Linked DNA regions of Homo sapiens: regions 2, 3, 4, 5 and 6 are each linked to region 1. A link is an interaction called in ENCODE POLR2A ChIA-PET data of the cell type or tissue named here. Cell type or tissue: HepG2. All regions are shown on one strand. Region 1 overlaps SEPTIN9 (septin 9). Region 2 overlaps SEPTIN9 (septin 9). Region 3 overlaps SEPTIN9 (septin 9). Region 4 overlaps SEPTIN9 (septin 9). Region 5 overlaps SEPTIN9 (septin 9). Region 6 overlaps SEPTIN9 (septin 9).

Evidence for each region. Peaks named below come from ENCODE experiments on the same cell type or tissue, not always from the same donor. Only the 100,000 strongest peaks of a DNase experiment are listed, where the experiment ranks them.
Region 2: POLR2A ChIA-PET joins it to region 1 with 12 read pairs; 5 of 35 experiments call an interaction of 5 or more read pairs at or near these places.
Region 3: POLR2A ChIA-PET joins it to region 1 with 17 read pairs; 4 of 35 experiments call an interaction of 5 or more read pairs at or near these places.
Region 4: POLR2A ChIA-PET joins it to region 1 with 12 read pairs; 3 of 35 experiments call an interaction of 5 or more read pairs at or near these places.
Region 5: POLR2A ChIA-PET joins it to region 1 with 16 read pairs; 6 of 35 experiments call an interaction of 5 or more read pairs at or near these places.
Region 6: POLR2A ChIA-PET joins it to region 1 with 110 read pairs; 2 of 35 experiments call an interaction of 5 or more read pairs at or near these places.

Annotation. Positions count from the first base shown.
Region 1 is chr17:77,284,981-77,288,980 of GRCh38, reverse strand. All of the region lies in intron 1 of SEPTIN9 (septin 9), which reads right to left. Among named protein-coding and RNA genes, the nearest start is that of SEPTIN9-DT, 5.1 kb to the right of the region's middle. RefSeq lists enhancers at 2,406-2,968, 1,967-3,166, 2,969-3,533. In HepG2, no CTCF peak of the experiment used is centred here; DNase peaks (open chromatin) are centred at 10, 1,170, 2,210, 2,630 and 2 weaker places; H3K4me3 peaks cover 2,301 bases.
Region 2 is chr17:77,428,773-77,432,772 of GRCh38, reverse strand. All of the region lies in intron 3 of SEPTIN9 (septin 9), which reads right to left. It overlaps LOC112268199 (a long non-coding RNA gene), which reads left to right. Exons shown (of 2, transcript XR_002958141.2): 2 at 1,471-4,000. Among named protein-coding and RNA genes, the nearest start is that of MIR4316, 34 kb to the right of the region's middle. In HepG2, a CTCF peak has its summit at 2,536 (motif pointing left); a DNase peak (open chromatin) is centred at 2,412.
Region 3 is chr17:77,372,656-77,376,655 of GRCh38, reverse strand. All of the region lies in intron 2 of SEPTIN9 (septin 9), which reads right to left. Among named protein-coding and RNA genes, the nearest start is that of MIR4316, 22 kb to the left of the region's middle. RefSeq lists enhancers at 168-227, 330-1,019 and a silencer at 3,208-3,707. In HepG2, CTCF peaks have their summits at 2,085 (motif pointing right) and 3,519; DNase peaks (open chromatin) are centred at 2,155 and 3,545; H3K4me3 peaks cover 3,151 bases.
Region 4 is chr17:77,392,883-77,396,882 of GRCh38, reverse strand. The region is part of intron 2 of SEPTIN9 (septin 9); the gene reads right to left. Among named protein-coding and RNA genes, the nearest start is that of MIR4316, 2.2 kb to the left of the region's middle. RefSeq lists enhancers at 3,086-3,815, 3,816-4,000. In HepG2, no CTCF peak of the experiment used is centred here; a DNase peak (open chromatin) is centred at 2,182; H3K4me3 peaks cover 271 bases.
Region 5 is chr17:77,352,838-77,356,837 of GRCh38, reverse strand. All of the region lies in intron 2 of SEPTIN9 (septin 9), which reads right to left. Among named protein-coding and RNA genes, the nearest start is that of MIR4316, 42 kb to the left of the region's middle. RefSeq lists enhancers at 1-315, 2,577-2,646. In HepG2, a CTCF peak has its summit at 2,114; a DNase peak (open chromatin) is centred at 2,017; H3K4me3 peaks cover 930 bases.
Region 6 is chr17:77,451,699-77,455,698 of GRCh38, reverse strand. The region is part of intron 3 of SEPTIN9 (septin 9); the gene reads right to left. Among named protein-coding and RNA genes, the nearest start is that of MIR4316, 57 kb to the right of the region's middle. RefSeq lists enhancers at 1-420, 421-1,327, 1,661-2,000, 2,235-3,142, 3,670-3,969. In HepG2, no CTCF peak of the experiment used is centred here; DNase peaks (open chromatin) are centred at 938, 1,978, 3,558 and 3,918; H3K4me3 peaks cover 3,756 bases.

The DNA of each region.
Region 1 (4,000 bases):
CAGCCACACCTTGGGTCTCTGATGCTGGAGGCAACATGATGCCAACACTGGCGAGAAATCCACCACCTCCTCCTCCCCGCCCCTCGGTGCCGGCCTCTGTGTGCACTTGCAGCTCTTCCACTACCGGTGCCTCCATGGTGTCTACGCCACCGGCTCACCTCCCAGCAATAACCCGACAGCCCGACACCTCTGTAGACCCTGTGGCTACAGAGCTAAAGTTCCCTGTTATTAGTGGGTTTTGCAGACAACCCTCCAAATCCCTCTGGGTTGAGTTAGTCAAGTCCTTAACAAGCTGGAAGATGACAGGGGTTGGATGTAACCCACTTCCAACTGGCTTGGGTTACATGGACATTATTCCTCTTCTGGGATCTGATTTGGGATGGAAACAGGAGCCATAGTTCATGGGAAGGCTGTGAAAGGAAGCCCCGGCCCCAGGGTGCGGATCAGGTTGATCTGCGGAACAAGGCCCCAGGGGCGGCCCACCCGCCTGCTCTGCCCAGCCCTTCCTGGTAACCACACTCACCCGGGGCCCATCTCAAACCTGGCAGGCAATGCTGCTGCTCCCATCTCAGCCGCTGCCCCAACACGCCTCGCCTGGCCAGGACAGGTGCCCAGGCATGGCATTCAGGGACATCCTCGGCTTCCGGGGCCCAACCCCTGGTTCCCAGGTGCAGCGCTGGGAAAAGCAGAGGGCCCCGGCCATGGCGCAGGCCTCGTCACAGGTCATTTAAGCAGCCTGGGAGGAGCCGGAAAGAGAGCAATGCACCCACCTGGACAGAGACTGAAGCCACATCCCCATTGAGAAAAGATGACACTCCTGCCTGGACCCCTTCTCTGAAACCCCAGGCCGGGGTGGGGTAGGAGTCAGCGAGAGAGTCCAGCGCTCCAAAGGGGACTTTCTGGCCCTCCGTGCCCCCTAACCCAGCACTTCTGGGGACCCACACACTCAGGGCAGAGTGGCCATCCAGGGTTCCTCTCACCCAGACACAAAGGCCACTGAAGGCCCCGGGCCAACACCGCTCTGAGGATGACCAGCGACTTGAGTTCCTGCCAGAGACAGCAGGCAGCCTGGGTCTAAGGGCCGCCCAGTGACTTGAAGCTGGGATCATCTTACATTCCCTGCGCCACTCCTGTTTCCTGTCCTGGAGGTTTTCAGGCTGCCAACAGTCATGCTTTGGAGAACCAGGTCAGATTAGGCTGGGAACAAAGCTCAGCTGTCACAGAGCTGCCGAGAGGCCATTGGCAAGCAGTGCCCAGGAGCCGCCCCTCCTCTGCCAGCAACAGCTCAATGTCTCCCTTCACAGGGGCTGCAAATGGGCCCATGCCCAGGGTGGGGTCAGGGAGATAAAGCAGAGAGAAACTGGGCTGGGAGCAGAGAGTGCCATGCTCTACCCTGGAGACCCAAGGCCAGGCCACCCTGCAGAGCTGGTGCCCAGAGCCTCCAGCGTACAGGAGAGGAGGCAAACAGAACCTGACACTCAGCAGCGCCCGGCAGACGCTTCTGGAATGAATGACCAAATCCACATGGAGAGTTGAAATGGGCTAGGAACCTCAGGGAGACGGGCAGCTCACAGCTCAGCAGGGCCGCTCCAGTAGAGCAGGCCAATGCCAGGCCTCCTGGCAAATTTCCCGGGGCCCAGGCACAACTGTCACATCAGGAAAGGGGCAGGGGTGACCAGCCCATCGGCCACGGGGGCACTTCACTGCTCCCACAGAAGCTCGGCACCCACAGGCCTGGGTGACACACGATCCCCATGCCTGGCATCACGATGGCTGCCCACCAAGTCCCTCCACCCACCAGGACTGACTCCCTTTGGTCAGCGATTCCAGATCACCATGACCTGGCAGTTGCCGTCAGGCCTGCCTGGCTAAGGACTCTCCCGGAGACTGAGCCACTTCACACAGCAAAGTGAGCCATGGGGCCACAGCGCTGTGTGCTGTGTACAAGCCCCGAGGGCTTCACCCAGGGATTGGCACCCACTGATCCCCATAAATCCCTGGCAACCGCCTAGAGCTGGGATGTTTCCAAGGTAATAGCTCCAACAAACAGAGGCGCAGGAACCCAGCGCGTCACTTCCCGCCTCACCCCAAAGGTTCACACCCCTAGGGGCCTGGAGCCTCTCTCTGGAGCCCCTCCTACCCTAAAGCCAGCTGGATCTGCCCAGGAACTGCCATCATCACCCCCTGGCCGGGCCTGCACTGATGTGTACTGAACTCCCCTTATCAGGTCCATCTTAGGCAAACTTCAGAGCCCACGCAACACTGCCTGTGGACAAACACTGGGGCGGAAACAGGGGCCACCTCTAGGTCCCAGTCACATGGGGCTGTCAGGGCTGCCTGGGATGGCAGGAGAGTGTCAGAGGAGGGCAGCCCAAGGACCAGGTAGGGGGTGGGAAGTGTCCCCTTCCATGGGTCCTCAAGTGAGATGTCCTCTGCAAACACCCACCTGGGATCTCCAAGCAGAGGGTTGGCTCCCATGTCACCTGGACCTGGATTCCAGACCACTGCCCCTAAGTGGCAATCCTGGGTCCCCCTGTACCTGTCCTGGCTTGAGCTGGTCACACTTGTGGGGGGTGGTTCCAGGAAGAAGGTGGACTGTCGCAAACGCAATGCTCCGCTGCCAGGTGCATTGCCCTCGGCTATCAGAATCCCTCTGGGCAGGCCGGGGAGATCTGACGGGCAAGTGCCTGCGGTCTGGCGTGAGCGGGCAGGGCAGGTGGCCCCTGCCTGGGCATGCCTTTCTACCTTTGCAACAGACTAGGGAGAGGGCTGGCCCCAGGACTTAGGCTCAGCCAGCTGTCTCACAACTGAGGGGCCTCGGCGGAGGACACAAGTCAGACAGAGCCACAGACTAACCGTACGAGGTGGCTTTTTCTCTCCAGTCCAGGTCCCCTGAATGCGCCAGAGCAGACAAGCTTGGACGTGAGGAGGCAAGAGGCAGCGAGAACAGGCGCGGAGACGGGGCTGGGGGAGAAGAGGAAGAAACCCTGTGCTTGTGCCCTTCCCACGCTCGCCTGTCACCGGGTTAGCTGACTGGGGAAGTGTTCTCTGAGGGTGCAATTCCTTGCCCTTCCCGTAAGTCAGCTCCCGGGGCGCTGGGTGAGGGTGCAGCCCTGTCCACCACGGCGAGCCAGCACACTGAATCACGGCAGAAGCTGCTTCCTGTGTGGGTGCAGCCTCCCTCCCTGCCCAGGACTCAGAAGTCACGACAGCATAGAGCTTTTTAATCGTGGCTGGTGCCCCTTCAGGAATCTCCTGAAAGCCACAGAGAAACTCCAGAGTGGCTGGGCACGGTGGCTCATGCCTGTGATCCCAGCACTTTGGGAGGCTGAGGCGGGTGGATCACCTGAGGTCCGGAGTTCGAGACCAGCCTGGCCAGTATGGTAAAACCCCATCTCTACTAAAAAATACAAAAATTAGCTGGGCACGGTGGCACATGCCTGTAATCCCAGCTACTCAGGAGGCTGAGGCATGAGAATTGCTTGAACCTGGGAGGCAGAGGTTGCAGTGAACCGAGATCGTGCCACTGCACTCCAGCCTGGGCAACAGAGCAAGACTCCATCTCAAAAAAATAAAAAATAAAAAAAGAATCTCCAGAGTAATTCCCAGGTGCCAGTAGGGGTGTGACGCAACCTCAGTCCCGCTTCTGTGGCTCATCGGCCTCGGGTAAGTCCTCCTGCCGCTGCCACCCACAGAGAGTTTCCAGGGGAGCCTGGGAATGACGGCAAGTTCCATGTGACCTAGTATGCAAAGGGAGTCCCAAAACTCAGAACCTAGAGAGCCAGGGCGGGTACAGTGCAGCTGGCTCCAGTGCTGAGGGGCTGGGGGAGAGACCCTGCACCATGCTCTGACCACAGTAAGGGAAGATCATGGAGGCTTCTGGAACGTCCTAGCAATGGCGTAACCCCAGCCTTCTCCATCCTCCTGTCAATGACAATCATGATCATGACAGCAGCTAACAGGTTACAGAGCAGGCATTTCTCAGCTTTTTCAAATATGA
Region 2 (4,000 bases), 140 kb before region 1:
ATCAGTGTCCTGAAATCCAAGAATATTCTCCAAACAGCAACTGCAGCAAAAGCTAATGCTGCGTGAGTGCCGCAGGCACCATTTCCAGGGCCTCACACACCCCCCGCTCAGTCCCCACAAAAACCCCACTCCATCCTTCCTCCCGCTCTCTTCCTCTAACAGCTCAGAAAACGAGCACGGAAGGGTTAAGCTGGCCTGAGGAGGGGCTGGTGGAACAGCCTGAGGGTCCAGTCTCCAAGAACTTCACATTGCAAAGGGAACCCTTGGGTCAGGGAGCAGGGCACAGCCCCCATCTCTCTACCCCCGTTCTCAGCACCAGGCCTGACACAGACGGGGCCTCGGCCATGAATAAATGAACAAGTGAATGAGAGCCTGCTGAGGGAAGAAGGTGACAGGGACAAGGGAGAAACAAAGCAGCCAATGCCGCCGTGATGATGACGATGCCAACGGCAGCACTGACATGTGGGCTCCTGTCATGCCAGGACCGTTCTAAGCACTTTGCTCTATGAACACCTTTGTTTCTCATCATGTCTCGAGTGGACATTTCTATTAGCCCATTTTACAGAGGGGAACATAGTTGAGCGTATTGGCTAAGGTCATGCTGCCAGGAAAGGTCAGAGTCCAGGTAGCATGTGGCTTCCCAGCCGGGCTCTGGTTCACACGGCCTCACAGGCAGCCCCATGAAACACGCAGAGAGAGCATGTGAGGGGCCCCCCTGCTGCCCCCCACCCCCAGCTGGGGTCCACCCTCTGCTGAAACCTCCCCAACCTGTTTCTAAGTCCCGCCAGCCACGAAACATTTTTTTGAACATCCAGTACCACCCTCCCATGGCTATTTGGCCTCATCCTTTTACAGGGCAAGTCTTGGGCGAAAAGTAGAAAGGATGAAAATCCCTGAGAGAGGTGACAACGTGGCAACTTTTTTTTTTTTTTTTTTTTTTTTGAGACAGCATTTCACTCCCGTTGCCTAGGCTGGAATGCAGTGGCACGATCTTGGCTCACTGCAACCTCTACCTCCCGGGCTCAAGCTATTCTCCTGCCTCAGCCTCCTGAGGAGCTGGGAGCACAGGCATGTGCCACCACACCAGGCTAATTTTTGTGTTTTTTTGTAGAGATGGAGTTTCGCCATGTTGCCCAGGCTGGTCTCAAACTCGTGGGCTCAAGCAATCTGCCTGCCTCAGCTTTCTGGGATTATAGACGTGAACCACCGTGCCTGGCTGAGGTGGTTCTCATACAAAGCAGAGAAAACCATCTTTAGTTCAAAACAAATTAATAAGTATTGAGTGTCTATGTAGAAAAAGACTAGAAGGAAACGTGAACATGTTAACAGTGTTTGTCTGGAGGACGCAATTATTATTGATCATTTCCTTTACATTTTCTAATTTAATTATTTTGTCACAAGTAGGTGTGATTTTTAAAATCACAAAAGATAAACGTTGGTTTTTTGTTTGTGTTTTGTTTTTTGAGACAGGGTCTCATCCTGTCACCCAGGAGCTGGAGTACAGTGGTGTGGTCATAGCTCACTGCAGCCTCAAACTCCTAACTCAAGCAATCCTCCTACCTGAGCCTCCTGAGGAGCTGGGACTACAGGCAAGCGCCACTACCCCTAGCACCTCTGTTGCCCAGACTGGTCTCGAACGCCTGGCCTCAAGCGACTCTCCCACCGCAGCCTCCCAAAGCTGGGATTACAGGCGTGAGCCACCACGCCCAGCAAAGATTGCTTTTCAATCAGGAAGACAGATGCTTCTTAGCACTTCTTGTTCTTCTTCTTTTTTTTTTTTTTGATACGGAGTATTGCTCTGTTGCCCAGGCTGGAGTGCAGTAGCACAGTCTCGGCTCACTGCAACCTCTGCCTCCCGGGTTCAAGAGATTCTCCTGCCTCAGCCTCCAGAGTAGCTGGGATTACAAGCGTGCACCACCATACCTGGCTAATTTTTGTATTTTCAGTAGAGATGGGGTTTCGCCATGTTGACCAGCCTGGTCTTGAACTCCTGACCTTAAGGGATTCACCCGCCTTGGCCTCCCAAAGTGTTGGGATTACATGCGTGAGCCACCACCCTCGGCCTGCTTCTTAGCACTTCTAACCTCTGCCCCTTGGCATCACCTGGCCAAGCAGATGAAAAGTTCCAGTGAGCTGTCAGCCGGCACCAGGCTGGGGTCTTCCCTAGGCAGCTCCAAGTGGCTAGGATCTGGCTTCTTTTCCAGAGCTGGGTCCAGAAACCAAGATCGGGAATGCGTGATGGCTGCTCTGCGGGCCCTTGCTATGAGGTCACTTCCCTGGTTCCAGTGATCGGCCGCTGGCTGTAGGGAGCATGTGGGTTCAGCCAGGGTTTGTGTCAACATGGCTCTGCTCTATCCACGGCCTAGTGGGTTCCTCCACCCCCCGCTGCATGACAACCCCAGGAAAAATGTTAGGAGGGAGGGAGCCGCTGGGGGTGTGACAGGAGAGACTTTCCAGGGACAGATTTGTAAAAACTGCTTCAAAGTCCTCTCCAAGGACTTTCAAGGCCTCCACTGCCCCCTACTGACAGGTCACGGCTCGGGCAGAGAAAGCTGGGGATGGAGCTGGCGGGGGGAGGGTGGCCAGCACCCGCAAGGCAAGGAGATGAGCTGGGAGAACAGGGGCTGGGAGGGCAGCCCCAGGCCAGCTCCTGTCTCCAGAACCACTGTCTCCCTCCTCTGGCCACAAAGTGAGGCTGGCCAGACACAGGCCTACTCCACAGGCTGGGAGGCTGGGCGTGAAAGCACTGTGCTTGCATGGGGTACCCCATGGTGAATACCATCAGAGCCAACCCCCAGGGTCTGCTGTCCTACAGGGAAGCCAGTGTAAGGCGCCCATGGAACCCAGAAGCATCTAAAGGATTTGACAGCCATGAGCTGGGAGGATCCAGTTCTGTAGCAGGAGAAAGAGAGGCAGAGAGACAGGTTTCGCAACATCTGCCCCATCCGCTGTGTTGCCCTGAGCACAGCCCACCCCTCTGTGGTCCCGAGTCTCAGCTCTGAGGTCTCTAAGACCCCCTGGGTCCCCGCAGCTCAGGATGCTCACTTGAAAACCAGGCCCAGCCAGCAGGGCCTCCCTCGTCAGCCTATTACTGGCCAGCTCCTGCCCAGCACCCTCCAGCTCATTATCCCCATCTGTGCAAACTCCACACCAGCACCCTAAGCCCTTCTTCCTCCAGGAAGGAGACTGTCCCCAGATGTGTCCCCTGTTCCCTTTCGATCAAAGCCCAGAAAACAGGAACCAGCCTTGCGCCTCCTCTCCCCACCGAACTGTTGGCCTTTTTGGATGCCCTCTCTGATTCTCTGCCAACATCCCCACAACACAATCAGCCCTCAGTCCCTCCCCAAATGCAATCGGCGAGCACGCTGTAGCCCAGGCGGACGGTGATGTCCCCATTTTGCAACCTGCGAGAGCCAGCACACCTCTCAGCCAGGTGGGCTGCAGGAGCCAGTCGTGGCGAGGGCAGGAGGCCTGCGTGCTGACGGCATCGGCACCATCAAAATTACGGTCAGATCAAGGTCACGGTCAACGAGCTTCTCCACCTGCAATTTCCTCCTCACCAAGGTGGCCTCAGCCTCAGCCTCGGCCTCAGCCTTGGTCTTGGCCTCAGGAGCTGCAGACACACCCCCAAGTCCCCACCCCAGGAGCTTGGCCTCACACACACCGGAGGACACGGAGCTGGGGCACAAATAGCCAAGAACAGGTACATCTGCAACCAGGAGCAGGGGGCGGAGGGCTGCTGAGATGCTCCCATTCTCACCGGCTGCCTCCTCTGACGGCTTACCACTTATTATACACTGACTGTATAACCAGGGCTGTGACATGTCTGCTTCTTACATTATATCATTAAATCCCCAAATTTGTCCCCAATTTACATACGATGAGGCAAATTCAGAGTCAATAACCTGCTTATCAGCTTCTGAACCCATGGGTGGCTCTAACCTCCCTCCTTCCAGCTCCTTTGGGCCCACATGAGTACTGAGGCACAAGGGAACCCCAC
Region 3 (4,000 bases), 88 kb before region 1:
CCTCCCAGAACACCCTGATCAGGGCCCTGTGGCCTCTGTTACAGGATTCCAGGCCTAGACGTCTGCTCGATTGGAAAACTGCCCCCAGAGATGCCGTGGCTCAGAGCTCGTCCTGCTTTGGGGTGGCCCCTGGAGTCTCCGCCCCTCAGCAACCCACATGGTGACAGGCACCCACATCCGCTGGCCTCAGGAACCCTGGGGCCACCATCCCAGCGCTGTAAGGAGCTGGCAGTTTCCTCCCCACCCTTTCGGCCTACCTTGCAGGAACCAAGACACCAGGTGAGCCGCCCCGGGAAAGAGACCTGTGCTCCCACGGCGCTGCTCCTGCGCCCATTCCCAGCCACTCCAGATGCTTCCCGTGGACCAGCTGCACTCCCGGCGGGCATGCCTGGCCCTCCGCAGCCTGGCCCATATGATCTTCACAGGCAGGCCCCTCCTTATGCCCCAGCCCCCTCTCCAGCCAGCTCATTCCAGCCTCCCCCACTGCTGCTGGCTGCTGCTGGCCAGAAGGCTCTCCTTCCTCTTGCAATCCAATTCCTACTCTCCCTCAAGGTCCGCCTCCTCCATACTGACTTCTCCCCTGCTAGCTAGTGGTGACTTTTCTCTACCCTGATTCGGAAGCTGCCTGTCCACATCACCCCTGGCTGGGCTGAATCACACTCTCTCCTCCACCTCCTTCAATCATCCCTTCCCCACGTCTGTCTGTCCACCCAAGGTTGTCCAACTCCCATATACACACCCCCACACCCTCCAACTATACTCCAGGCTCCTTGGGCACCAGGGAGGGCCACCTTTCCATACCCCAGGTCAGCCCCCATGCACATGCGCACTCATGCACACACACACTCTCTCACGCCTATCGACTCGGGCCACCTGATGGCTCTAAGACCAGAATTCCCAGCAAAACCATTCAGGACACACAAGGGGGAGACTGATAAACACAGGGAACCAGCAGATTGAGGCCCCACTCCCCGAGACTGAGAAACCTTCCCCCAGAGCCAAAGGATTGCCAACTGCTGCACCAGGATGGTCTCAATGAGCCCATTGTCTTGGACTAAATTACAGGGTCACAAAACTGGCTTGGGAGACAGCCGCAGAAGCAGCTCCAGATGGAGGCACATGGGGGCAAGGGTGGAGTTACACCCAGAGACCCAAGGAAGGGGCACTAACAACTTTCATAGTGCAAATGGTGACAGCTGTACAACGAACACAACCCCAAACCCTGGCCTCCCCTCCCGCCACAGGGCTCCCGTTGAGACACGAGAGTTCTTCCCCAGAAATCCCACTGGGGGCCCGACACTTTCTGTTAGGAACTGAGAGCAGAGACCTCGATCCCGCAGGCAGGAGGAGAGCTCTGCACAACACAGGGCCTCTCTCCATAAGGGCTTACTGGAAAGTGGTCAGACCGGCTAAGTCGTGCCACTTGGACATTTGGGACAAGGAAGGCCCCTGGAGGAGCGGTCGCAGGGAGGAGTTGCAAAGAGGCAGGGGCAGGGAGGTCACATTCACTCGGGGACTGCAGGAGGCTCAACGGAACACAGTGGACCTAGGGAGACCCCAGTATGAGCATGTGCCCAAAGATGTCCAGATGAGGAGGTGTTGTGGGGGAGGGGGGCGGGAACAGCAAGCCCTCCCAGCTCTGCAGACCCAGACCTCCCCTCCCTCTGGGAAGCAGGGATGCAAAGGGATAGAGCCTGAAAAAGGGCTTTCACCACTAAGCTGACAAAGTAACTACGATGTTTCCAGCTCACACTCTGCACAGCGCCAGTGGCCACTGGATCACAACCCCCTCCCGTCCCTTCGCCGCCCCACACCCTCCTCAGGCCCAGCCCTGAAGAACAGCCACTGGCACTCTGCTTGGCGTCCAGCCAAAGTTCTGGTCCCCCAGGAGGCCCCGCCTCCCCCACTCAGATAGGGCTGACCCCAGGTGGGCCGTGTGGGCAGCTGGGCTCAGGACACCCAGATGTCAGCCCTGGTTCTGGCCATGGAGCGGGGAGGACCTCAGGCTGGTCACCTCCCAGCTTGGCCTGACACCTGGACAGTTTGCTCATTTCAACACAGCCTTTCCCCCTCCCGGCCCACCAGAGGGCTCTGCCCAAGTCAGCCTAGGAGCCTCTCCGAGGGGCGGGGGCTCCAGGTCCCGGCAGAGGCAGGCCCGCCCCTCAGAAGCCCTGCCCCAGAGCGCTGGAGACCATTGTGTGAGCTTCCCCTTCGCCTGCTGTATTTACTCCCGCGGACGCAGGACGCAGAGCCCCAGCACCGGCAGTCAAGAGGACGCAGGAAAGCGCACGCACTCACAGGCTCAGAGACGCGGACGCCAGACCCAGGCTTGGACAGAGCAGCCCCGCAAGTCCCAACACACTTTGTAAACCCCGAAGACAGGAGAGAGCCAAAATACTCTCCCTGCCCGCACGCAGGCCCCTTCTGTCCCCCACGGCCCGATTCTGGGAGGCGGATGAGGATATCCCCAGGCCTGGATGGGGGCCATGGGACATCCCACTCTAGACCCTGCCACGACCTGGGCTGTGTCCGTTCGGTGCTCCCGGCCCACGGGCTGCACAACTTGGCGGCCCCGAAACTGGCGTGGGGGAGGGGAGGGCTGTCCACCCGAGCAGGACGCGGCTGTCCACTCAGTCGGAGGTGAGGAACGACCTCCCTATCCCGTTGCCGGGTCCAAGCGGGGCCCGAGAGCCGCCGGGGAGAGCCAAAGGGAGGGGACCGATGGATTTCCCAGAGTGAAACTGTGCGTCCTGGAGAGTTCCGAGGCAGCCTCGCGAGCCCTCGAGGAGGTCGCTGTCGCTTGGCAAACACAAACAACAATAAAAGGAAGGAAACCCAGGCGGCAGTGCGCAGAACGAGCACAGGGTCCTGTGAGGGCGCGCAGGGTCTACGCGGGTGCCCCTAACAGGGTCCCCCACGTAGGCGGCGCGGGCACGGGGCCGGGGGCGCGCGGCGCTCTCAGCGGGAGGGCGCCTGGATTAGGGGTCCCGTCTCCCCTCAGCGCACTCCCGTCTCCCCTCAGCGCACCCCCGTCCCGCGCCAGGCCCACCCGCAGGGTCCTCTCCAGCACGTCCGCGGCCGCAGCAGCCAGCCCAGCACCCACCTTCGAAGTCCGAAATGATCCCATCCAGCTGCGCGTTGACCGCGGGGTCCGACATGATGGCTGGTGGGCAGCGGGTCGCGCGGAGGGCAGCGGCGAGGAAGCGCCCCCGGCGGGGCCCGGGCCCTGCGCGCTGGCTGGGGCGCCGCGCCCGCGCTCCTGCAGTGCAGAGCTAGCCGCCGGAGGAGCCCCTAGGCCCCCTGGCTCAGCTGAATGAATGGGGGAGGAAGGCGGGCGCCGGCCCCTCCCCGCGCGCTGCGCCCCCGCCCCGCCCCCGCCTCCCGGGCGGATCAGGTTCCCGCACCCGCACCGGCCTCCCTGTCTCGCACTGGCTGCTCCGCCCGCCTGTCAAGGCCAGGCCTGGGGGGCTGGGGCCCGAGTGGCCGCTGGGGGACAGTCCTGGGCACACGACCGGAGCGCCCCCCTCCTCCCCGCCTGGCCCGCGCCCAGGGGACGGCGAGAGACGCGGCCTCAGCCCCTCCCCCCGGGCGCCCCGCTGCGGCCAGATGTGGGCGGATGTGGAGGCCGGGCCATGGCGAGGAGGGCGGGCGCCCAGAGGGGAAGAGATTCCTCCCCTTCCCCGGGCGCAGGGTCCTTCTGCAGGAGGCTGTATTTGGGCAGCCAAACAAAGTTCTCTGTCACCGCCGCCGCGCGCTCTGCGCCTGCAAGGGTTAAACGGCAGCGCACGCGGCTGGCAGGCAGGATCCCGGCCTGTGGGCTCAAGAGCCGAGGGGCGCAGGGCGAACATGCGAGTCCCATGGCACCAGCGAGAGGCCACCAACTCCCACCCACCGAGGGCACCCCTGCAGCTAACACCCCCACCACGACCACCGCCCCGGGGGCCACCGCTGCACCCTCCTGGGTGAGCCCTGGAGAAGGCACTGTCCGGGAGAAGGGGCA
Region 4 (4,000 bases), 110 kb before region 1:
GGAGTCGCACAAAAACCCCAGATGGTTGGAGAAGTCATCGGAGGAATCACATCACTCTAGATTCTTGTTTCATTGCTGGGATATGTGGCAATGAAACAAGATCATCCCTGCCAGGGATGCCTCATGGGCAATTGCCTCCCCACGGAGGACATTGTGAGTTGTACCCAGCCGGGAAACATTAGGAGATGTCTGTCACCAGGCTGGCAGAACAGGGCTCCCCAGCATCTCCTCCCCCATCAGAGTCCTAAGACTGCGCCCTGGGTCCTGCAGTCACACACGGTCGCCCCTCTCTTCCCAATGTGCAGGCCTCCTGGGAAGCCCCCTGCCACCATCCTCACAGTGGAACCGGCATAACCTGCCCAGGGGTAGCAGGTCCTTGTCACTTTACACGTCTCCATCTTCCCTGTGGAGGGAGACGCAGCCAAGGGGTATCCACATTCACCCACAGAAGCGAGAGTGTTCGTGAGCTTGTCATTTTGCAGATTTTAGAACCCCGTACGTGACTGCACAGATCCACAGGCCCAACTGGGCAGATTCAAAGGACCCACGCAGCAGGGAGGAGCACCGGACAGCTTCCTCCTCTGTCTGCAAGGAGTTAATGCAACTGAAGGACACAGAAGAGGCTCCCAGCTGAGCATCACAACTGTGGACCGTGCACAGTGTCAGAAAGATGCGGAGCCAGGTCATGTTGGGAGGATCCCCATGCTGTCACTGGAAGGTAAAGCAGTGTCACCCCCCCACCCATAGAGCAGGAGGTTCCCACCTTTGCCAGCCATCTCCTTCATCTGTGAATTCAAGTCCCCTAAAGCCAGACTCCAATCTCGCAAGCTCCCAAAAGCCTCCCTGGGTCCCTTCTCCAATCCCCACCGATCTCAACTTGCTCCAAAAGCCTGAAGACCGTTCATGTGCTTTGGCCCACTTCTGGGAATTTATCCCAAGGAAATAATCAGAAGTACAGAAAGATTTACGTACGAGGACATTTGCATCAGCATTAAACTGACAAAACCTGGAAACAGTCCGGGTTTCCGCAGATTTTCTAAACCCATATGTCAAAGGCCTGCACCATCATTAAAATCACATTTTTGAAGATGAGAAATGCCGAGAATATTAAGTAAAAATAGCAGGACACAAGATGTATACAAAGATCCTAATTCCATTTCATACACACATGTGCAGTTTGCACGCACACACACACTCACACCCGGGCAGAAAATAACGATCTCTGGATGGAATGAATGGCGGTGGGTGTTGTTCATTACATTTTCCTGCCTTCTGAGATGCTTATACTACATGGGGATCACTTAGCATGTTCAGGGAATAAAACCATCGATATTGTTCTTTTTTTTTTTTTTTTTTGAGACAGTCTCGCTCTGTCGCCCAGACTGGAGTGCAGTGGCGCAATCTCGGCTCACCGCAAGCTCCACCTCCCAGGTTCACGCCATTCTCCTGCCTCAGCCTCCCGAGTAGCTGGGACTACAGGTGCCCGGCCACCACGTCTGGCTAATTTTTTTGTATTTTTAGTAGAGACACGATTTCACCGTGTTAGCCAGGATGGTCTCAATCTGCTGACCTCATGATCCGCCTGCCTCGGCCTCCCAAAGTGCTGCGATTACAGGCGTGAGCCACTGCACCCGGCCAATATTGCTCTTAAAAAACACACCTTGGTACTGGCTGGGCATGGTGGCTCACACCTATAATCCCAGCACTTTGGGAACCTGAGGCTAGAGGATCGCTTGAGCCAGGAGTCCGAGACCAGCCTGGGCAAATGGCAAGACTCCATGTTGGAAAAACAAAATTAAAAAAAAAAAAACACACACATACACAGACCTTGATGCCAACAAGCTGGAGGGTGTGGGTAACTGCATGCTGGCCCATCCCCATCCCCACCTCTGGAAAAACATCTCACAGCCCAGGATGGGCACAGGGCTTCTCCTATTCTCAAGCACCTACGGTCTCAGCTGCTACACAAAAAGAGGCCACAGTGGGCCACCCTCCAGATGCAAACTTTCCCCTCCAGGCCCATGGCGGGGTCGAAACAGGAGCAGCCTGGACCTGGGCCTATTTAGAGAGGAATGTGCCGCACAAGGGACCATTGTTAAGGCCCCTGCTCTGACCACAGGCTGCCTGGCAAACCGCTCCCAGCTCCTGAAACCAGATCAAGCACTTCCTGGTGTACATATCAGGCCTCAGTCTGGGGAGGGAACACCAAGCGAGCCACAGAGCCCTGCTCCAGCCTGGGACAAATGTCATGCAAAGAAATGGTAGAGCCCAAGGTCAGAATAATCTCATGCGCAGCTCAGCTCTCGTAGGAGGGAGCAACGTGGCCTCTGCCCAGGGCAGGGTGGAATTCCAGGCTCAGGTTCCAGGAACGCTAGCCCTGGTCAAACTGGGTCTCCTCTGAGCAGCAGCAAAGCAGGTTCTGTCCCTGAAGAAACACTGGCTATCTAGGAGCCAGGGTCAGGGCTCAGGGAAGCCGGACAGATGGTGCCAAGGAGTAGGGAAGCACCTCCCTGTATGCTACCCTGAGCCTGCAGGAAAAAGCCACGGGAAAACCTCACCTGGCAGATAACTCCCCATAACCCTTAGGATCTACAGAGTGAGTCCAGCAGCATGTACGCCATGGGCACCTCCTTGTCTTCACTCTCCTGTGACACTGGACCTTGGCACAGGTCCCTGATCTGTGTAGGGTGGGGTGGGTAGTCAGGCAGGGCCTTGGCGCTGGCAGAGTGGGGTCCAGTTGCAAAGGCTCCTTCACCTCCTATTTATCCAGGACTTGGGGGACGAGGCCCAAAGGCCTGGTGTGCCTTCAAGGAGCTTAAGGACTGCTCCAGGGCTGGAGACAGGACGTATGGGCCTGCACAGGGACCGTGCTCTTTATTTCAGGGCTGAGAGCAGGAGAACCAAACAGGAGAGTGACATAACCACAGTCTACTCTGAGCCTCAGTGTCCTCAGTGTCACCTGCTGTAGGAGGTGATGGGGTAATAAGGTGCCCCTGAGGCCAGGCGCGGTGGCTCATGCCTGTAATCCTAACACTTTGGGAGGCTGAGGTGGGTGGATCACCTGAGGTCAGGAGTTCGAGACCAGCCTGACCAAAATGGAGAAACCCCATCTCTACTAAAAATACAAAAATAGTCAGGCGTGGTGGTGCATGCCTGTAATCCCAGCTACTCGGGAGGCTGAGGCAGAATAGCTTGAACCCAGGAGGCGGAGGTTGTGGTGAGCCGAGATTGTGCCATTGCACTCTATCCTGGGCAACAAGAGCGCAACTCCATCTCAAATAAAAATAAATAAATAAATAAAAAATAAGATTCCCTGGGTGCAGGCATGGCACGCGGCAGGGGTGACTGTTGCTGGTGTAATTACCATCTCCTGGGTGTGTGTCTGTGGGGGCTGTGCATGCTGAAATGTGTGGTCACCTTGCTGGTGACCAAGGCTGTCCTGGCCTTACTGCTACCAATCACGCCCACTGACTTCACATGGCCTATTTCCGTGTCTCCACCCAGAGCCTTTCCTAGTGCCCAAGCCCTCGGAAGGCTGGAAGGAGTGAGCAGTGCAGTCCTTGGCCAAGAACTGAAGTATAAAAACCCCAGCTCCCTTACCCAACCCCAGGTGGGACAAGGCTGGGGGCACGGTCTGCAGTCTCCCCATGCTGCCCGGTATGGGGGCTGGGCAGCCACCTGTGGTCACAATGAGCTGGTGAGGCACCCTTTATTGGCTGGATTCCCTGCCTGGCCCATTCCCACACTCAGGCATCCCCTGGTGTCCCCTCCCACTGAAATCCCTGTCTCAGGACCTGCTTCTGGAGGGACACAAATTAGCCCTCCAGAATTGGCCTGGGCTGCTTGGTGGAGGAGGGAGGTGGCTCCTGGGGCAGGTGGAGCAGGCTCCGGATAGGGAGGAGGACACAGTTGGGGTGATGGGGAGGGGTGTGTTCTCAGGAAGCAAAACCGTCCAAAAGGAAAGGCTTAAAAATAGGCGCAGTGAAGCTGAGCGGAGCCT
Region 5 (4,000 bases), 68 kb before region 1:
TCTCCTGAGGCTGCTCAGCGCCTGGCCTGCCAGAGCCCACCAGACAGGGTGCCCACCCTTTCCAGGCCTGAGTTCCCACTTAGAGAACCACTTACAGAAGGACAATGGAGAAAGGCAGTTGGGGCACCAAATGGAGTGTGCCTGCATGTGGGGGGGGAGGGGAGGGGGAGGGAAAGCAGGAAGAGAAGATACAAGAGGAGAAATAAGAACAAGAGGAAACATAGAAGGAGGAGGAGCAGCCCCCTTCATGGGGGTGGACTCTGTGTCCAGTTCTCTACCAAGGACACTACATTTATCACCTCGCTTGGTTCCCACGAATACCTTCAAGGTCGCTCCCCCCTGGCCCCCATTTTTCCATCAGGAAGCGGAGGCACAGAGTGAGAAAGAGCTGCCCAAGGCTCCCAGGCAGTTCACGGAGCCACTGGGAGTTACACTCAACCCGTCCAACCCCACGTCCCTGTTCTCAGCCACCACAATAAACCACCAAGGTTCCACAGCCACAGGAGCTCAGCCCGGAGTCCCCACCGGGTCTCCCAAGGCAGGGAGATGGGGCTGGAGGCCATGCCAGGTGCACGGTGCCCAGAGCTGCTTAGGAAGCCTCGCGGTGCGGGCTGGGCACCAGGCAGTGTCTGTAGGATGGAGAAATGAATGAGGCTGAGACACAGTGTCGCCTCTTCCAAACGTGACTTTCCCTGAGTCTCTGTGATTGGTCACCTGAGAGGGCAGCCCTGGTCTCCTGGCGTTTATGTCCGGGTCTAGAGATGCCCTCCCCAGCCAGGTTTTCTTCTGAGGATGGAAACTCAGAACCTCACCACAGGAGGAAGAGCTGGGAGCACTTCATTTTTTTTTTTTTTTTGAGACGGAGTCTCGCTCTGTCGCCCAGGCTGGAGTGCAGTGACGCGATCTCGGCTCACTGCAAGCTCCGCCTCCTGGGTTCACGCCATTCTCCTGCCTCAGCCTCCCGAGTAGCTGGGACTACAGGCACCCGCCACCACGCCCGGCTAATTTTTTGTATTTTTAGTAGAGACGGGGTTTCACCGTGTTAGCCAGGATGGTCTCGATCTCCTGACCTTGTGATCCGCCCACCTCGGCCTCCCAAAGTGCTGGGATTACAGGTGTGAGCCACCGCGCCCGGCCAGGGAGCACTTCTAAGACCTCTGCGGAGGGTTGCTCAGGTCCAAGTCCTTCACCATGGAAGGCCTTTCAGATGCGGCAGCCACGGTGCATGGGTTGAGGGTCTCCACCCACCAAGAAGCAGGAGCATCTGATGCACATTCAGCCCACGATCCCCATCCACTTGGGGGCTGTGCCTGCAGCCACGTGACACAAGGGAACAGCCACAGCAGTGGGCCACAAAGAGAGTGTGGGCTAATGTGCAGGGGCAGAATCTTGACAGCCTCCCATGGGCTGGCAGCAGGGAGGGGCACATTTGCACAAATCCTACACGCACAGCCCTTCACACACATGTGGCTGACAATCACCCACACATCCAAGACGGGATCTGGCGCACAGCCCACCAGCAACAGGCGCTGGCAATCCCCAGCTGCTCCCCTGCTGCGGCGCAGACACCATTCAAGGTGGGATGGAGAGAGTCACTGCTTCCAAGGTCACACACCCCAAAGGGAGATGCTGGGCCACGGAATGAAAACAGGAGGATCAGCCAGAGTCATTGGCTCTGAGTCACACAATGGGACATATAGGCCCATTCATTCCACATTTTTATTGAGCAACTACAACGAGCTAAGCTGCACAGATCATCCAAATAATCGGCACGTAGAAAAGCATTCTAATCCTTTCCTGGCCCTGACGTGATGGGAAGAACTTGGACTTCTGGAGTCACAGAGCTGGATGGAAATCCTGGCTCAGCCAATTATTGGCTGGGGGAGCCCGGGCAAGTGACTCAAGGCCTCTGAGCCTGTTTCCTTGTAAAAGAGCAGTGCTCGGGCCTGCCACGCCAGGTCAGGGCAAGATGACTGAAGAGCAAGCGCCCAGCACCGGCCAGGGGTCAACGTCCTCAAGGACGCAAAGTGCAACAAGCAGGCGTCACGATTGCACCGCCCTCCACTGTCTGTGGCAAACACACAAGCAAAGATGGCTTCGCGCCTGCGCTGGGGGAGGCAGGGAATTGGCCTCAGGAGGACGCTGGCCCCCTCAGCTGCTTCTCCCAAAGCTTCTTGGGAGGAGAAATGATCCACCCCAGCTGCTGGGAGCCTCAACCCACAAGCAGGCCTGTCCACCCGGCAGCGGCCGCATGCAGGCAGGAGGGGCTCCGGCAGCCTCCAAGAGTGAGGGGTCGTTCAGCCCTCCCCCAGCTGGAAAGGAGGCTCCAGGCTGGGCAGGAGCATTTGGGGAAATCCAGTCCCTGGAGCTAGGTCATACCAGGGAGATGAGGCTGCTAGAAGCTTCCTTGGTGCCCACAGCAAAACACAACCAAAGTGGGACCCAGACCCCAACCAGCTCAAGGCCTGACTCACATCAGAGGGAAACTAGCGCCTGCCGCATGAGTGAGCGTTCATGTGCGTGTAAGGTAGAGACAGACCTTGGGCAAGTCCCTTTATCCCTCTACGCCTGTTTCCTCATCTATAAAACGGGGTAACACTACCTACTTCACAGGGTTGTCATGAAACAAACATGCATCAATATTTGTAAAGTGCTGAGAACAGCATCTGGCACAAAACAAGAGCGACAGATTTGCTAAATAAGTAAAAAATAAGACACAAGCTTAAAGCAGAGCTTGGTACACCGTGAGCATCAAGAGCTGTGCTTCTTGACCCTTCTTCTCTGTGGAGATCCTCCCACCAGAAGTGGGAGGGACTGCCGAGGCTGGAGCCTTGTTCTAGGGACCCTTGTGGGGAGTCTTTCAGCCTAGAGGGATCTGTCTCACGGACTATACCTGCCTCGGGTCTTCGTGTTCTTGTGCATGTGTGCATACATGTGTGCACACACATGCAATGTGCGTGTGTGCATTCTCATGGACTTGTGACAATCTGCACACACATGCCCAGAACCCATCTGACACAGTGTTTCATTAAGATGTTGGAGCTCCGATGAATGGATTGCGGGGCTGAGACACTGTTTCCACAGGAAGCTGCCTCAGCAGCAAGCCTCCTGGTCCTCACAGACAACCAAAAAGAATGGAGCCTGCTCTCATTCCCTGCCCTAAAAATGATGCATAGTGTGTGGGGCCTGATGCTGGAGGCCCCTCTAGTAGACATATCCCCAATAACATTACATTCTGAAATTCAAGTTGTCGTAAAATAAGACAAGCAAAGATGGTATTGGCAGGGACCTCTGAGGTCCCTTCTATGCACTCCTGAACAACTCCCACATGGCCCCTGCTTGAATGCTTCCAGGCATGGGGAACTCACTACCTTGTGAAATAGCCTGTTCCACCGTCCTCAAGTGAACATTGTGAGAAAAACACCTCTTTCTGTAAAGAGTCAAGCTCTACTCGCTAGCACCTTCCAGGTACCTGGTACTAGCTTCATATCTTGGGGGAACTCAAAATAAATGCTCCCTTTCTACCAGACAACCCACCAACTACTTGGAGACAGTGGCTGTAGCCCCTTGCTCCATGCAGCCACCCCATCCAGTCTCCTTCTGGAATCTCTGACGTGAACACAAGCCCTCTTGCCACGCAGGTCCCTCTCCTGGGCCCCTCACCCACCTGCGCACACCCTGGAGAGGCCGTTCGTTCTGTGGGTGAGACCCATTGTGGGTTGAATTGTGTTCCCCCAAAAGACATATGCAAGTCCTGACCCCCCAGTACCTATGAATGTGACTTTATATGGACATAGGGTCTTTGAAGATGTAATTGGGTTATTTGAGGGCATATTGAATCAGAGTGGGCCCTAAATCCAATGACAGGTGTCTTTATAAGACAGAGGTAGGCTGGGCACAGCAGCTCATGTCTCTAATCCCAGTGTTTTGGGAGGCAAAGTCTCATTGCCTGAGCGCAGGAGTTTGAGACCAGCCTGGGCCCTCGTCTCTACAAAAAAAT
Region 6 (4,000 bases), 170 kb before region 1:
CGTTCTAGTGACAGAGAGAGAGACGGCACCATCAACCCCGCCCGCTGGGGGCCCCCTTGGAGGGGGCGTGCAGGTTCAGGGCTGAATCTGCCCAGTGGATGTGCCACCCACGTCTGCGTACCTCCTGGTCCTGTGGTGGCCCCTGGAACAAAGGCTGAGAGATAAAAGACAAGGATCTGGGGGAGGGAGGACGTCCATGCACATTCCACTGGGGACACCAGCAAGGATGACTGTTCAGTGACCATTCAGTGACCGAGTCACCTGGTGCTTGGAGCCTGGCACCCACAGAGCAGGGCGGGGGCAGCAGGCCCTGCCGGGGGCACAGGCCTGAGAAGGGAGTGCTGCCAGCCAGGCTCGACGGGACAGAGAGCGAAGGGCCCCCTTCCTGAAGGCCATGCAGAGGCCGGAGGTCAATGTCAGCAACTCCATCAACGTCAGTCCCCTGAGACCGACCCAGAGTTGGGGTTCCAAGAGCAGTCTTGGGCGCTCAGGAGCCAAGATCTCACAGAGGGTGTTCCCCACCCTTAGCTTAGGGAAAGTGACAAATCTGGAGTGCTTCTGCCCATGGTCCAACTACTGAACCCAAATGAATGCATTGACAAATCGCATTTAGTGTTATTTATAGGGAAAAGGGAGGGAAAAAAAAAAAAGAAAGAGAGCCAATCGCGTTTAGGCCGGCCGGCCAGGGGGAGGACAGATGGGCCATCACCTCTGCCACTTTTCAGGCCCTTTGCACTGACCCCCCACCCCCAGCAAAACCAAGGCCCAGCCCCTTCCCGCAGCCCCGGAGTCGGCTGGGATGAAGCAACTCCTGCAGGCAGATCATTAGGTCTACTGTGATGGTTCCAGCAGGGAACCCAGCTCAGGCCACAGCAGCTCAGGCGCCTGCAGAAGGCCCAGACCTCTGGGTGTTAAGCTCTCTCTTCCTGCACCCGCTCCGGGGCCCGGTGGGGTGGGCAGTGTGCGATTCCCAGGGTTGATGAAAGAGAGGAGGAAGAGGCTGAGCGGCGGCGAGTTTGAACAGCCAACTCTGGGAGGGGCTGAGGTGGGGAAGGTTCCCACTGCTGCTCTACAGGCCCCGGAGCAAGGCTCCCATGATTCCACCAGCAGCTGGGCAGGCACAGGCCCAGGTGCTGAGTGTGCCAGGATCTCCGCTGCTTCCTGGGTGGGGGCGAGAGGGACCCTCATGGGCCTGTAATTAGACCCGCGCCTTCCCAGCCAATTCCTCATCAAACAAACTCACACGTACAGCGGACTGGGCATGGCCGCCACCCTCGGGAGCCCTCCTGGGAAAGCTTCCCAAGGCTCTGCTGAGCTCCGGGAACAGGTCCCTACCTGTCCGGGAACCGGGCTGGCACTCAATAAACAAATCAAAGCTCGGCGCCGGAAGGCAGAACTCTGGGACTAGAGTCCCAGCCAAGGGCCACAAGTCCCTCAGGAAGCCTCTTCCCCAAAGAGTGGCTGTGGGACGCTGGGAGCCTCCAGGGTGGTCAGCCTCCAGGTCTTCCCAAAGCCCAGGTGGTATCGATGCTCTGTGTTAAGGTGAGGGCTGCAGAGAGGGGCCGGCGGGGAGGAGCCCCCACAGCTTACCCTGGCCATTGACCCTACTCTCAAGCATTGAAATAAAGCCCTCTTCCCACACTCCCGGCCAGGGAGAGAGGGCGGAAGCCCTAAACATCCGGGGTGTATGGGAAAGGCTTACATGTACAGAAGAACCAGATAACGGAAGCTGCTGGTGGTGGTGACAGGCTTCTTAAAGGGGCCTTGAGACCTTTGACACCGGCAGGGAAGCCACACACTGCACCAGGCCTGGGGGCAGGGAGAAGGGGCTCCTAAGGACGGGGTTGTCCCCTCCTGTGGAAGTGCCTCGCATTGTCTGATAAGAGCAGCTTGGACCAGCCGTGGCACAACAGGAAGTTGGGAGAATACGGTGGCCCAGGAGGCTGGCCAGGGCTGGGGAGTGGTCAACCCAGAGACTCTGGTTGCCCAAGTGGGTCTAGGGCTTCCGGGGTGAAAGTCCTTGTGGAGCACAGTGGACCCAGTGTTCGGAGGACAGATCCCAGGCCCAGATAAGGCTTTTTTTTTTTTTTTTTGAGACAGAGTTTCACTCTTGTTGCCCAGACTGGAGTGCAGTAGCACAATCTCAGCTCACTGCAACCTCCACCTCCCAGGTTCAAGTGATTCTCCTGTCTCAGCCTCCCGAGTAGCTGCCATTACAGGCACGCGCCACCATGCCCGGATTAGCCAGTATTTTTAGTAGAGACAGGGTTTCACCATGTTGGCCAGGCTGGTCTCGAACTCTTGACCTCAGGTGATCTGCCTGCCTTGGCCTCCTGAAGTGTTGGGATTACAGGCATGAGCCACTGCGCCCGGCCAACAAGGCCATTTTTGACATGGAATGCTGGTCTGACCACAGTGCTTGATGGCTTCTGCCTGCAACTATGCCCCCGCCTTCCATTAAAGCAGGGCTCTCAGGGCAGAAGTCGCATCTTCTCATCCCAGAGTGCCCCACGCCACCCCCCAGGCGCACACAGTGGGTCCTCCCCACCGCAGCTGAATTGGCCCCATCACCATCACAATGACAGCCTACAGGGGCGGGGGCTAGTGGGAACACAAAGTGGCCAATGCAATAGTGTCTCAGCCACCCCGACACAGAAATGGCCAGGGGACAGAAGGGGCAAGCTGGGAGTCAGCAGCAACTCAGGTCTCCAGAGACGAGCATTAAAAAAGGCGAGCCACACCACAGGCCTTCCTTGACCACATCTCAGCCTAAAAGAGACCCAAGGAGAAACAAGAATCCCACCTTTCCAACAAGGACTCGTATACTAGATGCTAAGCAAACACCTTCTTCCTTTTCCTGAAAAGGAGCTCCTGGGGCTGCCGGGGGAGTTGGCCAAAGAGAATGACATTCATGGAAACACACGTGGCCCCATTAAGTTTCAAGGCAAGGTGGCAATGAATGGAGGAGGAAAACCCACAGCATTATTAGGGAATGGGGCCTTTTTCTGCTTCCTCCTCTTCCAACGGGTTTTCTCATGTGGGATCCAAACCAAATTCCAACTCCATCCTGATCCAGCAGGTGCTGTCTCCACAGCCCCGAACAGACCTGCCAGAAAACCACTGCTCAACCTGCTTCCGGGTGGCATATTTTTCTCCAGGAAAGGAATTACAAACTTATCTTAGATGAGCAGAGAGCTGTTCCCCAAACCTCTGACCAAAACACAGCAGATTTCACATGAAAAAGCAAAGAGAGAGGGGCCAGGGATGAAGTGCAGCAGGCTGGAGGCTGAGTCAGTCCCCAGAGTCACTGGGACGGCGTTTCAGGAGCAGATGGCATTGCCTACAAAGCTCCTCGCCCCTCCCTGCTTTGAGGCCGGGGACCACCCCGTTGGCTGCATGATTTAGTCTCTGGGGTTCTCCCAGCATGAAAAGACCCTCTGAAAGCAGGTCCGTTAGGGAGATCCCTCAGCCCCTGCTCACTGACATGCCTCTGCATGGCCGACACGCAGCATGCCATTGTAGAGAAGCAAAGCACACGCAGACCAGCCCCGCCAGCAGCACCCTCCCTCCCCGCTCCTCCCAGGAACGCCCTGCACATATCCAACACATCCAGGAATCCAGAGCTGCGCTGTAGCAGCAGCTCCCTGGATCCCAGTGCCGGCGCCGCGGGGAGCTTCGGTTACGGCATTTCGAGCATTGAGACTATCTCCAGCCTCCAGCCAGCCGGTCTTCGGGAGCCCAGAGGGGTGATAACTTGAGCGGAGTGATTTTAGAGAAAGCGGTGGCCAATTCGAATTTCTTCCTGGCCCTCCTGGAAGCCAGGGAAACCCCTTGCGAAAAGGAAACATGTTCCAAGAAGCTCCGGGCAGCAGGAGAACTTAGCCACTCAGCTTAGTTGGCCAAATATTTACAAAGAGATAGCTGTGACCACACAAAGCCCTATTCTTCTATTTTGAGGCCGAAAATCTGGTCCCCGCGTGGAGATCGAGCTCCCCGCCAC